Linked DNA regions of Mus musculus: region 1 is linked to region 2. A link is a loop called in an ENCODE intact Hi-C map of the cell type or tissue named here. Cell type or tissue: left cerebral cortex. All regions are shown on one strand.

Evidence for each region. Peaks named below come from ENCODE experiments on the same cell type or tissue, not always from the same donor. Only the 100,000 strongest peaks of a DNase experiment are listed, where the experiment ranks them.
Region 1: a loop joins it to region 2, with 2.8 times the contacts of the local background. A loop is called at or near these places in 5 of 42 quality-filtered maps.

Annotation. Positions count from the first base shown.
Region 1 is chr5:67,841,670-67,849,669 of GRCm38, reverse strand. Atp8a1 (ATPase, aminophospholipid transporter (APLT), class I, type 8A, member 1) reads left to right here and starts at 2,239. Exons shown (of 37, transcript NM_001038999.2): 1 at 2,239-2,508. The coding sequence starts at 2,460. In left cerebral cortex, CTCF peaks have their summits at 1,984 (motif pointing right), 3,151 and 7,113 (motif pointing left); DNase peaks (open chromatin) are centred at 3,548, 4,150, 5,398, 7,178 and 2 more places; H3K4me3 peaks cover 4,639 bases; H3K27ac peaks cover 3,708 bases.
Region 2 is chr5:68,109,734-68,117,733 of GRCm38, reverse strand. It overlaps Grxcr1 (glutaredoxin, cysteine rich 1), which reads right to left. Exons shown (of 4, transcript NM_001018019.2): 2 at 7,180-7,422. Among named protein-coding and RNA genes, the nearest start is that of Grxcr1, 82 kb to the right of the region's middle. In left cerebral cortex, a CTCF peak has its summit at 4,819 (motif pointing right); DNase peaks (open chromatin) are centred at 2,877 and 4,839.

The DNA.
Region 1 (8,000 bases), 270 kb after region 2:
TGCATTCAACTGCAGATTCTGTAACAAGGTCATGTTGCTAGAACCAGAGTTTCCTGCCAGGGGCTGGCAGGATACACGTCTCACACAATGGAAGGTGAGATCTCTGAGCTCTGATACCAAGCTGATGCAGATTAGTGCACTTCTCAACCTCAATTACAGTGCTGAACCATGAAAATGGATGACTTTCTAACAACCGTGGGGGAGCAGATTTTCAGAAACCAAGGAGCTATGGTACTCCTGCCAATATGGATTCTGTGACAGGAGCATGTGGGAAAGAGCCAGGGGGAAGCCACAAGCTGCATCTTGCCATCTTGTCTGTATGAGAAACTGTTTTCATTTCCTATCTGAATGACCTAGGTTGTCAACTTGGCTGATGCACACATGTCAGGTGGCACTACAGAAAACAGGTACCATTGGAACTCACGTTAGATGGTTATTATAGTAAGCAGACGTGAATCTCACTGAAAGGCTCATAACAGTTACAGAAGGGATTGTTCATAAATCAAACAGATCATTTTTGGGTTCATAAAAATCTCATGTAAAATCTTAATCCGAAAACCACTCCCACTCCTACATTTGTTTGCTTACTTTTAAGCTGATTTTCCCTGCCCCTTGGTTCTTAGTCTTCCACTTGGTTTCAGACTCATTTATATCCATCAAGAGGAAGCCTGGTCCCCCCCCCCCCACACACACACACACACGAGATTATGGAGCCTAGGAGGAGTAAAAGCCGCCAGCGATGACAGTCTTGATAAGGCTGTATTCATTTTCTTTTTTTTTTCAAAGGACTACGGTTTTAAATTATGGCTATCGCTGGCACAGACACATTTACGTTTGAGTCTGCTCTAACCTAAGGAGATTCCAAGCACACTGGAAATAATATGTTTCCTTTGTTCTGATCCCAACCACTGAATAAGAGACAAGTGGAGAGGGTTCCTCATAAATATGTATTGACCGCCTGGGTATTAATGTGAGTGAGTGAGGTAGAACTCTGATTAGTGAATGAGATCTTCCGGGAAGTAGAGGAACTATCACGAATGGAGAGAAGATGCTATTAGCGGATTTTATTTATTTGTCTTTTTCCTTATGCTCGAGTTGCAGTCATATCTCTCTCTCTCTCTCTCTCTCTCTCTCTCTCTCTCTCTCTCTCTCTCTCTCGTTCACCCTCTACCCATCTCTCCTTTCTGGATCTCAAAGGAATACTAATAAAAAGCCTTGCTACAGGCTCTTTCCGCTAGGTGCCCAGAAGAACAGTACACGAAGCCAGTACCTTTTACCTTTATTCCTTTCTTACCCTGCTCAGGAGCTTGCTAGACACAAAGCTCCCCTCATCCTATCTCGAGGCTGAAATCGGGAACAAATTAAAAATACTGCATTTGTTTCGACTTGTTAGATTGGATTTTACTACACAAAATAAAAGGCACTGAGGTCGTGCTGGTCTCTAGGACATAACGACTTGTAATTAACATCTTTATGGATTTTATACCGACGCCCCACTAGGCTTTGAGGATAAACTACTGCATCGAACTTTCTGGAGCAGAAACCACAAACAGCATAATTTTTGCTTGGTTAACCACGTGGTCAACAGTTGGTTTGGTTGCAGTTTCAGAGCCTTAACAGGTTGCAGAGGACGAACTGGTGGGAAGTACGGGCTCACACACCCACGCAGGTTGTGTGGCTGGAAGCCTTAAAACGACAAGAGGAACCGTTCCAGTGGCTTCAGGTCTCACAGCCTGCTACTACAGAGGGTTCACGTTCATCTCAGGCCAGGAGTCAGGCTGGGTGTTGAGATAGGCTAGGATTCCACTCAGAGGGCGAATGCAGGGTCCCCCCACATCAGCAGAGACGTCACCCACAGAGTCTCAGAGGCTTAGACTCAAGCTGCCCACACCGAACCCAACACCCTGGCGCTGAGGACGGTCGGTTCTATCGCATTGTAGAGCCAGAAGGTGGCTGTAGGGGATGCCAGAGCTTTCAGAGCTAAAGAAGCTCTTCCTCTTTTATTAAGGCTTGGGACACTTGTACTGGCCTCAAGGAGGGCCGAGGTGGGCCGAGAAGCCGAGAATGCTAGATCGAAGTCCCCTCCCCGCGGATGGTACGGTCCGAACTGGGCGGGACCTGGAGGCTCGGCGGCCCTGTCCCCGCCCCACTCCAGGAGGCCAGCGAGTGAGCGCGCGCCCCGCAGACCCCGCCCCCGGCGCCGTCCCCGGCTCCGCCCCTCGAGCCCGCTCCTCTGCCACTGCGGGGAGACCTAGGCGGCTCTGCGGACGCAGCTCCTTCGCCGCCTTCCCCCTCCCGTCCAGTGCCCAGGCGGCTCCTGGCGGCGACGCTGCCCTGGGTGGGAGGCGCGGCCCCGCGGCAGCTGAGCCCTCTGCGCGGCGCAGCCAGCTCTCCCGCCCGCGCGGCGCCGTGACAGGTGCAGGGTCCCCGCCCGAGACCCACCTGCAGGGGCTGTCGAGATGCCGACCATGCGGAGGACAGTGTCGGAGATCCGCTCGCGCGCGGAAGGTGAGTGACCGCCGCAGCAGGAGGCTGTGCGCCCAGAGTGCGTGGGGGCAGGTGCTAGCAGCCTGGGGTCTGACGTGAGTGTGTGTGTGTGTGTGTGTGTGTGTGTGTGGCCGGGAAGAGACACCTCATCCCATCTACACCCCCTCCTCCTTTTCCCAGTAGTCTGGTTGTCGCCCCTGATCGCCAGTGAACCCTTCCGCCAGCTCTGCCTTCAGCGCACTAGCAAATGCTTTCCAGGATCCAAAACCTCGGAATTTATGCGCTGGCGGGAGCCCCAAGGTTTCCTTTACACCGCAACGCGACTGTTCAGTCCTTGTCTCCCAGAGCACTCGCCCGGCTCTCCTCCTTCGCCAACAGCGCACAATCTTTGCAATCTGCCTGTTCCCAGTGAGTTTACCCGTGCCCATGAATAGATCCCTCCAACCTACTATCTCCAGCGCCCACCATTGTGTTGCCCCCACATCACAGCTTCCCGAAGAGCGGGTTTGCCATTCCCAGGCGTCGCAGATTCTTTGATCCACTGTTCCCAGCATCTCTAGGCTGGAAGAGCCTTAATTGGGTTTGGGTGCTCAGTGGATACCAGGCTGCGTTCCAGTCTCTGCACTTCTGCCCCCTGTGGCTCACCGGGCTCTAGTTTGAGGTTTCATTTTTGTTTTTCATTTTTGCTTGAAGCCTGCACTTCGGCCGACTGAACTGACTTGAGTAAGGTGCATGCTGCTTTTGTTGCTCCACCCAGGGCCAGCTGTTGAGTGGTTCCACTTGTAGGAAGTGTGCAACAGATGCCCTAGGTTATGGGCTAGGACGCTTTGGCAAAGACTGAGATGGTGCTGTGCACCCTGATTGAGGAGCCCTTCTCCTCCTGTCTGGCGTGTGGCAGGCTTTCAATAAACACCTCTTGGTTTTACTAGGACAAAAAGGAAACGGTATACTTTTATTTTCTTTCTTTTGTTTGTCTGTTTTTCCATTCCAGTAACTCTGCCCTTCAACGTTGTGGAATGGCACTATTTTGAGAAATAATCTATCTTGTTACCGTCACTGATTCTCATCCCTGCCCCCATCTTGACCGTGAGATAGATGATAACGGGGTGGTGGAGGTGGAGTAGAAGCAAGGAGAATAGGATTTCTGGGGGCGGGAGTAGTAAGAGCTGTAAGGACCTCATGTGAAAAATAGGAATTCCGGGCTCTAATATGTAGGCAAGAGACAAGGGAATCAAAACTGACCTGCATCTTAAGAATTTAGTATATAAGCGTATTTTTTTTTCAATTTCGAGGAAAATGAATGAATGCACTAACCACAGTCTGAATGATAGAAGCAACAAAGTTAGGATAACTGGTGTTAAAATATTATTTATCACGCCAGTTGATGTTTTTAAATACTAGCAACCAGCAGGTCATATATTAAGGGGGAGGGAGGGAAGAGAAAGAAATCTAAAGGCAAGGTAAAGCTGCTGTCACTTTGACAGAATATACAGTAGCATGGAGAGGCAGCGGTAGGCACCTCCTGTGTTCAGAGCGCTTTCACAACAATTGCCTTATGGGGCTCTTGCACCACTTCTGGAGGCTGTTGAAAGTGGAGGAGGATGGCTGAGGAGACCTGGCTCAGAATGGCTCAATGAGTTGATCAAAGGGAAACAGCTAGTTCAGTGATATACTGTATCAGGGGCTCAGAAAGAAAACAAGCGCTCCTGCTGCTGAGTCTGTGCAGCCCTGAGTATCCATCGGTGTCAGGGTCCTCCTGCTGCCTCCGCCTCCGGAATGACCCTTCTTCCGGATTGGTTGATTTCACTTTAATATGAGCCAGCAGATAATATCTCTGGGACTGGGGGCTGGGAGGGAGGAGGAGGGGCGTGGCCTGTTGATTGGCCTTCCACAGGTTCCTCTCAGAGGGAACAATCTCCTTTGACAGCTCTTTCTTGCTAGATAAGGCCTTATTCTAAACTGCACTCACCCTGGCCTCCATTAGAACAGGATGGGCGCCTGACACAAAGGCAGCCAACCCCAATCGAGTCACAAGTTTGTAACCTTGGGGATTTGTAAAATAAATAAATAAATAAATAAATAATTTCCCATGCTACTATATCACTACTGGGGAACTTAAAGTTAGAGGAAGAATGAAAATCGAAGCCAAAGGGGGCAGAATTGAAGGGGGCTAGTAGGAGAGAAAATGGATGACTGTAGTATGCCCTGAAAGTAATACCAAATTAGGCAGCAGGAACTGGGTAAAGAGCCTCAGTGGAAGAGATCTAGTATGGAGGCCTGACCTTAGGCCCCCTGCCCTAGTTTGCTATTCAGAAGTCTATGCAGGGTTAAGGCATTCCTCCTCATTTGAAGCGACTTGTGTGGATTTCTGTTCCCCCAGTCTAGATTGGCCCGACGCACAGCTACTGTGCACTTGAAAGTTGTTTACAGCCAAGGTGTAAAGAAAAGGCTTAAATAAAGTGGGCAGCAGATCCTCTTAGTGGGTAGGTTGTTAACTGAACACAGGACTTGCTGTGGGTGGCACACATGCTATGGAAGTGTAGGACTTCGGTCTTTGCTTAATAATGAGCCAGTGAGTAGGTAGGACTGACTGCAGAGCCCACTTGTAGTGCCAGCTTCAGGTGTGGAGGATCAGAAGGGGATCGTGTTAAATGTGGATCCTGATTAAGGAGGTCCAGGTGCTAGAACAGTCACACTTAGGACAGGTTCAAAGGTCATGCTGCTAGCTGCAGATAGCAGGCTCTTCAAGGACATTGCCATCTGTTTCAGAGCTGGAAAGTGGTGAAGGTAATCATAATGGCTTGAAGGAAATGGTTAAAAATGAGCAAGGCTTACATGAGACTTCAGGAATGTGGCTACGGGCTGAGGGAAACCCCGGAAGGAGGAGGGGGTAGGTTTGGACAGGTGGAGTCCTGCTGGATCAGAGCACTGTCAATGCCAAGTGAGTCACTCGGATACACAGCTGATGAGTATTTGGAAAAGGTCTTAGATTTTGCCTAATCTAATTCCTCACTGAAGCATGCTACTGATATACAGTCACTGCCAGCCTCCACAGCCACTGTGGAGCCAAATCCTTGTAACAAAGTGGCACCCCAAACGAACCATGTCAGGTCAGACAAGAAGCATGGGGAAGGGTTCTGCTGGTCAGGCGCTGTGGCTGATGGGTCATGGAGTAGTGCAGAGAAAATGGGGACGGAGAACCAGAGAGAGTTTGGAGTAGTTTACATGGGCATTCTTCGGCACATATCTGTCCAGTTCCTGTAAGAGCCCACCTAGGTGTGAGGGGTACCTCAGTGTGCACATCGCTATGAAGAAGGAACAAAGCAAAACCCGTCAGATTGTTGAGTTTTGTTATTTGATAAAAGTTGTTGGAAAAACAGCCAAGGCCAGATGTGTAAAGTGGGTGAATAGACCTGAGGATGAAGGAGGCTGGGTGGGCTCGCCTTCCTAATTTGCTGTAGACCTGGGGAGAGAGTGTTGCAGGTAGAGGGACAGCCAGGGCAGAAGCCTCAGGGCAGGGGAGTCTGGGGTGTCACAGGTACACAAAGGTTGAACTCTATAGGGAGTGAAGGGCAAGAGCCAGACAGCAGACACACACACACACACACACACACACACTCACTCTCTACTTTGTTTTTGAAGAGAGGGTTCTCGATCAATAGCTTTTGTTGTTGTTTTTTATTTTCACTTTACGAAATGAGATCCCAGTGCCTGAAAACGAAGCTTCTTAGGTGGTGCCCTGAAGAAACTGTGGGTGTGGACCCACCCAGGTGCCTCCTGGGGTTCTGGTTCTGAAGTGCATTCTGAGGAATTCTTCCTTACCGTCTCGAACCTGACAGTGGGGAGGACTCTACCAAACCAGTCAAAGAGGCTCAGTACAAGAAGAGAATACTTCAAACTTGATAGTTATAACACAGCCAAGTTGGTCATGTTTGCTGGGTGTGATTGTTCACACCTGTAATCTAAACACTTGGGAGGCCAAAGCAAGAGGATTGCTGTATATTGAAGGTCAGCCTGGGCTAGCTAGGTCTAGACTAGATTTAAAAAAAAAAAAAAAAAAAAAGGAACACACGGAAAATTGACATGTTTTTAAGATTCTTGGAAATAATGAAGTTAGGTACAGGGAAACAATTGAACTTGGGAAGCTTCAGTTCAGAAATAATACTGAGCACTCACAGATACATTCCCAGAAAGCACGGATAGATGGATAGAACAGAAGGCTACATCCAGAGAACAAGGATAGATAGAACAGAAGGCTACATCCAGAGAGCAAGGATAGATAGAACAGAAGGCTACATACTTCAGGCTTCTTTCCTGCTATTCCAGCGTCTGAACACAGTGGTCATAATCACAGACTGAAATACCCATTGCTCACCTAGAATACTGTCTTGCTCTCTCAAAAGCTAGTGTAGAAGTAGCCAGTCAAGGTCAGCCACGCCTGCCACACCAAGTCCCAAGAGATGTTGGCTCCCTGGGCTTTTCTGCTCTCCCGGCCTGCACACAGGCCGCTCATAAAGTCCACAGCATGGTTGCTGGGTCTCAGCTAACCTATAGGAGTTCCGTGCCAAGTAAACTATGGAAGGGGAATAAAGGATTTTCCTGCAAGTGACACACAGTGACCAACGCCTCATTTGCATTCACTCCCATCTGCTGGAGAAGCTGGGGAGTGGAGGTTTCCAGCTGAGCACATTACTCAGTGTGGCGTTCCTAACAAGAAAGGGAGAGGACTACTGGGCAAACAACAGGCCCAGTCATACGCAGGGGCCCCAGACTGCCAAAGGTTCTTGCCTGAAGGAAGCAGGGAGTTTTAGAGCCTATAGTTTACAAAATACTCAGCCTCCCTGGCTGCTCAAAACTGAGGACATAAACTTTAAAGCAACCAAGAGCAGACGGCCCCATGCCTTCTATTATTTTCTGTTGAGTGTTATAACGCAGAAGTGTTAAGCTAGTCTAGTCGTGACTAAGAAAAGCATGCTATGCTTAGACACCTCTAAGCTTTCATTTCCCTCTTAGCAAATGGCAATTTAAAATGTTTGTGATGATAGAGAATACCATGTTCAGTTTACAAAAGGAACAATGTAAGGACTTGTAAAGGACAAATTTTTAGGAGGCCCTTTCAGTTGTCTAGAGCAAACATGACTAAATGGCCTTGTTCCTTTGGCCACTCTGTGTTGTGCGTCCGCTGCCTGTCAGCCAATTGGGAGCCAGGAAAAGGGTGAATGAAAGAATCCTGGGTGTGGGGTCTCTGGTTTATAACCAGAAGTCAGCATGCTGATCGGATCTCTGTGTGTCATTCCTGTTAGTGCGACTCTGAAGGTCTAAGTGCAATACACTGAATTTGGTTTTCTAATGTATAGCATAGAATCCACCGCACATTCTGTCATTCCGCGGTCACTGAGACTTGATGTAGGTCCCTGGTTAATGGCCCAGGCTGAGGAGACTCCCGAAAGGCTGTCGGGAGCTTGCTGTGTGCATCTCTGCTGAGGATAAATGTCATTGTGGGGATGCCCTTG
Region 2 (8,000 bases):
TCAAAATGTTAAATAAGTGGGTTCAAGTAGGAATAAATATGGGTGAAGACCAGGAAATCAGTCCTGGATATAACTGGAAAGAAAAAGAAACTTTAATGGAGATAGGGCAGGAAGACAATGGAGATTTAAAGAGAATAGTGGGGGTGGGATGGTACATTTGAGGAGGCACAATGAGATAGAGGGAAGCCAGGTGATATGGTGGTAAAATCAACCCAAACTAAATGTATATATGGAAACACCATATGAAAAACTATCATTCTGGAAGGAGGAGGATATCAACCTACCCACAATACCTTCAACCCAAAATATGCCCTACCTGTAAGATGCTCAGGGATAAAGCTAGAGCACAGGCTGAGAGAACAGCCAACCAATGACTGGTCCAACTTGGGACACATGCCATGTGAGAGATCCAACCAGTAACATGATTAATACTCTGCTATGTTTGCATACAGAAACCTAGCATAACTGTCTCCTGAGAGGCTTCATCCAGCAATGGATGGAAGTAGATGCAGAGACCCACAGCCAAATATCAGGCGGATCTCAGAGAGTCTTGTGGAAGAGTGGAGGATAGAAGTGAGCAATCCAGAGGAGTCAAGGACACCACAAGAAGACTTACAGAGTCAACTAACCTGGGACAATAGGGACTCACAGAGCCTGGGACACCAACCAGGGAGCATGCAGGAGCTAGACATAGACTCCCTACACATATATGCAGCTTTGTCTTCATGTGGGTCAGCTAACAAGTGGAGTGGGAATTATCTTGGTCTCTGTTGCCTGTCATTGGATCTCCTTCTCCCTACCTGCATTGCCTGGTTGGGCCTCAGTGGGAAAGGATGTGTCTAGTCCTGCTGGGACTAGACATCCCAGGGTGGGGTGGTACCCAAGGGGAACTCCCTATCACTAAGGAGAGGAGAAGGGAGTAATGTGAGGAAGGATTTGTAAGGGTGGAACTGGGAGATCAGGGCTGTGAACAGAATGTAAAGTGAATAAAATTAATAGATCATTGGAAAATAGTTTTAATTTGTAATTTAAAAGATGTGTCACTCAGTTCTAAGTAAGCCAACTACAAACCACAGAGAGCAGCCAAATCCCCAGTACTGCCACCTACAGAACTGATTCTAAGCTCTAAGTTTAGGGGTAGTCTGTTACATAACAAAAGATGACCACTATAGTCACATGCTAACAATGTCCAAATCCTAAAATTTGAGACATTTGATGAGGCTGTTGTTGTCGTCTTGTTGATTTTGCTACCTGATCTAAAGAATAATGGTAGCACCATGTGTACAAAGTCAAAATTGCAAAATACCACCAACAATATTACACACACACACAGGCCTTGTTTCCAAGAAGTCTTAGCCATGGCCCAGTAACCAAGCATACATATATATATAAACTATATTTAGAGGAAAACTAATAAAATATATCAAACAACAAAAAAGGAAAGAGATTTATCTTGGGAACCAGTTCTTGTGAAGTCTGCAGGAATTTTAAGTGACCCCACACTCGCTATCATCAGGTATAGACTGTAGACATTTAAAGGAAATCTTGCCTCTACTAGAAGAACAAGGTCACACCCAGAGAGAAAACAATATATAAGATTTAATAGCATTAAGGAGCAATTAAAGCCTCTAGTGTGGTTTGATAAGAATGAGTATAACTATACTGTAAGAGTTTAAGGAACCATGGAGAGAGAAGACAGACCAATATTATTATAAAAACTGTTTTAGATATGAGGATAAAGGAACAATTTTGCACTTGGGAGGCAGAGACAGGCGGATTTCTGAGTTTGAGGCCAGCCTGGTCTACAAAGTACATTCTAGGACAGCCAGGGCTATACAGAGAAACCCTGTCTCGAAAACAAAACAAAACAAAACAAAACAAAGCAAAACAAAACAAAACAAAGGAACAGTTTTCATTTTCATTGGACAAAGGGAATTAGGGTCAAGTTTGTTTTCAACATGTGTAATACTTTTATACCACTAAAAGAGTGCTATTCTAATGATGCAATTCTATAATCCAAGCATTTTGGAAGCACAAACAGGAGGATCATTCAAGACAAGCCTGTACTACGCTGCAAGTTTGAAGCTAGTTTGAACAACTTAGCAAGGTTGTATGTCAAATTTTTAAAAGCAGAGTGACTGGGAATATAGTTCAGTGGTTTGTCTTCCTGCACAAACATCAAGACCAAGAAGCAAGTTGGGGAGGAAATGGTTTGTTCCGCATATACTTCCACATTGCTGTTCATCATCAAAGGAAATCAGGACTGGAACTCACACAGGGCAGGAACCTGGAGGCAGGAGATGACCCAAAGGCCATGGAAGGCTGCTGCTTACTGGCTTGCTTCCCCTGGCTTGCTCAGCTTGCTTTTTTTTTTTTTAAGAGAACCCAGGACTACCAGCCCAGGGATAGAACCACCCACAATGGACCCTCCCACCTTGATCACTAATTGAAAAAATGCCTTACAGCTGGATCTCATGGAAGCATTTCCTCAAGGGAGGTTCCTTTCTCTGTGATAACTCCAGCTTGAGTCAAGTTGACACAAAACCAGCCAGTACAAAAAATACATAAATTTGTTAAATTTATTTAAATAAATAAGGTAATAAAACGTGATAGAGTGAAAACATTATTGTTAACACTTGACTGTTTAATATTGCTATGGTCCAAACATATGAAATACATATCTGAAAATGCTATGTAAATAAAACATACTACTTTGTATAGTTAACATATGCTAATACTAATAAGAATTTAAAACAACAAAAAAATTAAGATACCATTTCAAGGAGGCTGAAGAAACCAGTAGTTAAGAGTAGTTGTTATCCTTGCAGAGGACCCAGGTTCTGTTCCAAAGCACCCACGTAGTGATTCACAACTACAGTAACAGCTGTTCCTGGAGATCCTGTGCCATTTTATTACCACTATGGGTATAATGCATGGATGGGGTGCACATACATATATGTAGACAAAACAGTTATATTCATAAAATAAAATAAATAAATCTTAAAGCAATATTTTAAAATATGTCATTTGACAAACACTGGAATGGCAGTAATTAGTAGTAGTAGCAGCAGCAGCAGCATTTTTAAAACTTAACTACAACAGTAATGATATAAAGAACTTGGAACCCTGGTTCATTACAAGTGGGAATGCATGCAGTGCATTCACTATGTAAAATAATTCCACAGACTCATTAATAAATCAAGTATAGGACTGCCAAATGCTCAGGGGTATATAAAAAGGATTCTGAGAATGAAGCAAAGAGTAGACAAGAAGACATCGAAGGTTTCATCCAAATCTGACTCCAGATTCCATGTGAGAATCCTGTGTGCATTTCCCTTCACAAAACTTAATAATTAAGTTCTTCTGTATTTTCATTTAATATCTGTCATACCAGATTCCAAACTCAGGTGTAATCTGAGAGGATCTGAGGGGTGGGAGATACTAACAGGGCTTCAAAAAGTTCCCTCTTATGAAAGGATGGACCATCTAGAGTCTGCCATACCCGGGGATCCATCCCATAATTAGCCTCCAAACGCTGACACCATTGCATACACTAGCAAGATTTTGCTGAAAGGACCCAGATATAGCTGTCCCTTGTGAGTCTATGCCGGGGCCTAGCAAACACAGAATTGGATGCTCACAGTCAGCTATTGGATGGATCACAGAGCCCCCAATGGAGGAGCTAGAGAAAGTATCCAAGGAGCTAAAGGGATCCGCAACCCTATAGGTGGAACAACAATATGAACTAACCAGTACCCCGGAGCTCTTGTCTCTAGCTGCGTATGTATCAGAAGATGGCCTAGTCGGCTATCAGTGGAAAGAGAGGCCCATTGGTCTTGCAAATTTTATATGCCTCAGTACAGGGGAATGCCAGGGCCAAGAAGTGGGAGTGGGTGGGTAGGGGAGTTGGGGGAGAGGGTATGGGGGACTTTTGGGATAGCACTGGAAATGTAAATGAAGAAAATACCTAATTTAAAAAAAGTTCCCTCTTTTCTTACTTGAGAACTAGTATTAAATTTATTGTATTTGCAATCTTGTCATGATACCCCTTATGTTCATTCTTGTTTGTAGCCTCATTCCAATATGAAGTCTGCTAGTTTCCATTGTAGATTTGATGATTGGTCCAGAAAAATCATGATTTCTAGCCTGTTTCTTGGTGGAGCGTCTAAGTTTACCTATGACTAAGGTATTAGATCGAACATAATCTTTTTATGAGATTATAGTCTGATGCCAAAACACCAGAAGAATTGCTTAAGCCAGTTCTGAGCAGAACGCACCCCCACTACCCCATTTGCAAAAAACACTCTGCAAAATTTATTTCCTAAAGTAATTAAGTGTTCCATTGTCTCCAGCTTCGGCTTTTAGCTTATTAGAGTAAAAAACTGAAGAAAAATATTTTAATAGATTCTTCCTCTCTTGCTCATGAGCTCACTGACTTCCCTTGGAAGAACACAATGAATTCAGGCAACAGCATCCACCTGGGGCTTGGCGATGATGGTAGATTAGCAAGGATGTTACCAATGACTGCCCTGCTCTCCACTCTCCTTGCCCTACCTCACTGCCCACAGTCTGTCTCCATCTACCTCTGTCCTTGTCTCTCTCCCTTTCTCTAGCTATTCCATTTCTCCCTCCTCAATCATATAGATGATTCCCAAATCCCAATTCTTCTCACTCACCTAATTTCAAGCTAACTTAAGTGGTTTCATGTAGCTGTTCAAAACACCACAGATGTTAGGGAAATCACCAACTTACTAGGGCAGCAGCCGAATTTTCCTCCCTAAAAGTTAATGTTTTCTACTCTGCCAAAACCCAGCAGAGGGCATCCTTCCATTTCAGATCCATGAATCGTGCAGAGGAAACCCATCTTAGTGCACTGTAATGCCACTGATGCTTCTTCATCGAGATTCAAACAACAGCTGCTTGGGTTTGGAGGAGAGTGATTGCACAAGTTACTCAGAACTTGACTCACTCCTTCCAGGTGCAGAGCAGCATTTTACAATCCAGAAGCACCAGAGTTACCCCTGTGGCCTTTCTCTCCTAGATGCTGAGTGTGCACATAAAGAGATCAGAGGGAAAACTCAACTGGGAAAGAGCCAGGATCCTGACCTCATTTGTAGCAATCACCTTCTGTCCCTCCAACTGAAAAACAAATGGCGAGACAGGTATCACAGCCTGGTGCACTGCCTCACTAGCATGCACAGCTTAGGTATTCTGGATTCTGAATGCAATAGAATGGATCAAGAACAGCATATGAGCGAAGCTCACCTTATACCTGATGTTGCCCGAAGCTGTCCATTAACTTTATACAGTTCCACTGAAATTGAACTTACACAGTAAGTTGGGAAATTTTTACATTATCAGAATGCTTCCCTAGTTAAAAGCAAATTTCCATCTATCTTTGTTGCCTGTTGCTTTCTATTATTGTATTTTAAAATGGAGTTTTATGAGTCCCAGATTGGCCTCAAACTCACTATGCAATTAAGGGCCTTGAAATTCTGCATCCTCCTGCTTCCTCCTCCCAAGTGTAAATGCTAGAATTTCAGACCTCTACCATTGTACCCAATTTATGCAGTAATGAGGTCTTTGTGCACACTAGGCAAGCACTCTGCCAACTACATCCTCAGCCACAGTCTGTAATCCTTGTAAGTTATGTTCTCCAGGTGCCTGAAAAGATCTTCACCTCATTTGTAGCAATCACCTTCTGTCCTCCTTTGTCTATGGAGGAAGTCAGAGAAAGAAGAAATAGATATAATGAAGCTACATAACCAAGTCCTGTAGCCAATCTAAGTTCACTAGAACATCTACTCATGTCAAGCCCTATTCTAATTGCTATTAGGACACAGTAAAATCCCGTTACTCAAGGGAGTCTTACACAAAGCAAGAGTTCAGAATGTCCGACAGAGCTAACCCAGACTCATTCTCCTTGGTCAGCTATGTTACTTGAATCCAAAGCTTTTACTCATCAGAGCAGGTATTTAAAACAAGGCTGCCTGAGCCCATCGTTTTCTTCTAATCCAGCAGCCACAGGAGGGCTGAGAGTTGAGTATCCTAAGGATCAGACATATGCCAAACTGAAAGCTGAGAAGGCAACATCAGGTGTCACCATCACTGTCCTTATCCTTAACACCACTCTCACAGCCACTATTATAGTTCTGGAACCTAAGAGTAAATGGTGAAACACACAGATAGAAGATCAATACTTCAAGTCAAAAATCCTCCATTTCAAAATGCTGTGCTTTTTCAGCTCTGATTAAAATGAAATTTCATGTCACCATAGCTATGTAATCATGGATTCTTGACATTTACCTTTCCATTTAATAACTATGCCTGTAGTCAGTCTAATAGACACAAGTTCCCTGAAGCAAATCAGACATCTCCCAGATATAGATTTTTTTTTCTTCCTCAGTCCCTCAATGTTAAAAGTTAAGATCAGATGCCGAGCATGATCAAGACCCAAGCATCCTTCTAAGGTTTGAAAATCTTTGATCTCTGATAAGGGATCAGTTGGCTGGCTACACGACTCAGTGGTTGCTATACCTTTAGGCTTTTTGTTCTCATCCTGGGGTGTCTTACCCAAGTGTGTTTGGAGATCAAGGGTGTTAAGGACACTAACAGTGTTATTCAAGGAGCAAGAAGGAGGCAGATTTGTTGCTTTTCTGGAAATTGGATTCTCTCTGCTTATTGCTTTGTGTGAATCTAAGTCACACTCCCATTATTAATAAACTCAAAAATGATATTAAACAATAATTGGATATAATTTTGGCTCCAGACTTCATTTCAGTCATGTCGTATTTGTGTCATTGGGCCAGAAATTATTTGATTATTTGAATATGGAGAATTAAAATTTACAAATGTTTCTCTTAAAAATACTCAAATTTTGATTTACACTAAAAAACGTAGTTCTATCTTGGGTCAGTTTTTAGAAGTCAAAGTTAATTGAGCATGTCAGGAATGTACCGTTATTCAACAAAGCAATTTCACACTGACTTCATCTCACTGTTATTCTGCAAGGATGAACGACACAGCAGCACATCATTTGGAATAGAATAAGAATCCAAACCCTTAGGCCTGAGCTCATCCAAACAGCAAATGTCCGAGTGGTCATGTCACAGGTCATCTTTTCATACAGTTCATAGGTGAGACATACGCAAAGGCAGTTTTCTTCTGTGGTATACTTACCCCAAGATAATGGCCATCAATGAAGACAACAGGAAGGGAAGGAGCTTCGGAGACTCTCCTGCACCGTTCATCCAACTCTTTCCCATAGTCACCGTTTAGAGCTATGTTTTTCTCTTCAAACTTTACTCGATGGTTTTGGAAGATCTTTCTAACCAGTTCGCATCTCTCGAAGGTCGTCCTCACCACACGAAGGCAGGTTGTATAAATTACCACACGGTCAAATTCCAGGTCAGCTGATGGCTGCTGGAAGGAAAACATTGAGGTGTAGCTATGCTTGCTTTACTGTCTTGGATTTTACTGTGTGTACACAGTTTGAATTAACAGCTTCGGGTAAGTGTCTTGTACATTAAAGACACTCACAAAGGTTGAACGGGCACTTTGTAAATTCACAGCCATATGTTTCTAAGACTGAGATGTGTTCTTTAATAGAATGGAAGAAAATAGAAGTTCTCTGTCATATGTAGAGTATAGGTTTATTATTATGTATGATTATTTATTATATATAAAGGGCAAAAAATGGCAAAGGGTGAAGATGGAAGATGGGAGATACATGACATAAAAGCATAAAGGACTGCTTAGGTGGTGAAGGAGACAGAAAACACTGTACATGCGGCCAGGATAGATAAGAATAAAATATGAAACCGCTGGTATGGTGGCTCAGCAGGCACTTTCCAACAAGTCCATCTCAGGGATCACATGATAGAAAGAGAGAACGAATTCCCACAAGGTCTCATTCAACCTGCACATAGGTGCATATGTGCTCAAAATAAATGCTTAATTAAAAAGGTGTGTGTGTGTGAGGGGGGGAGAATGTGTAAATG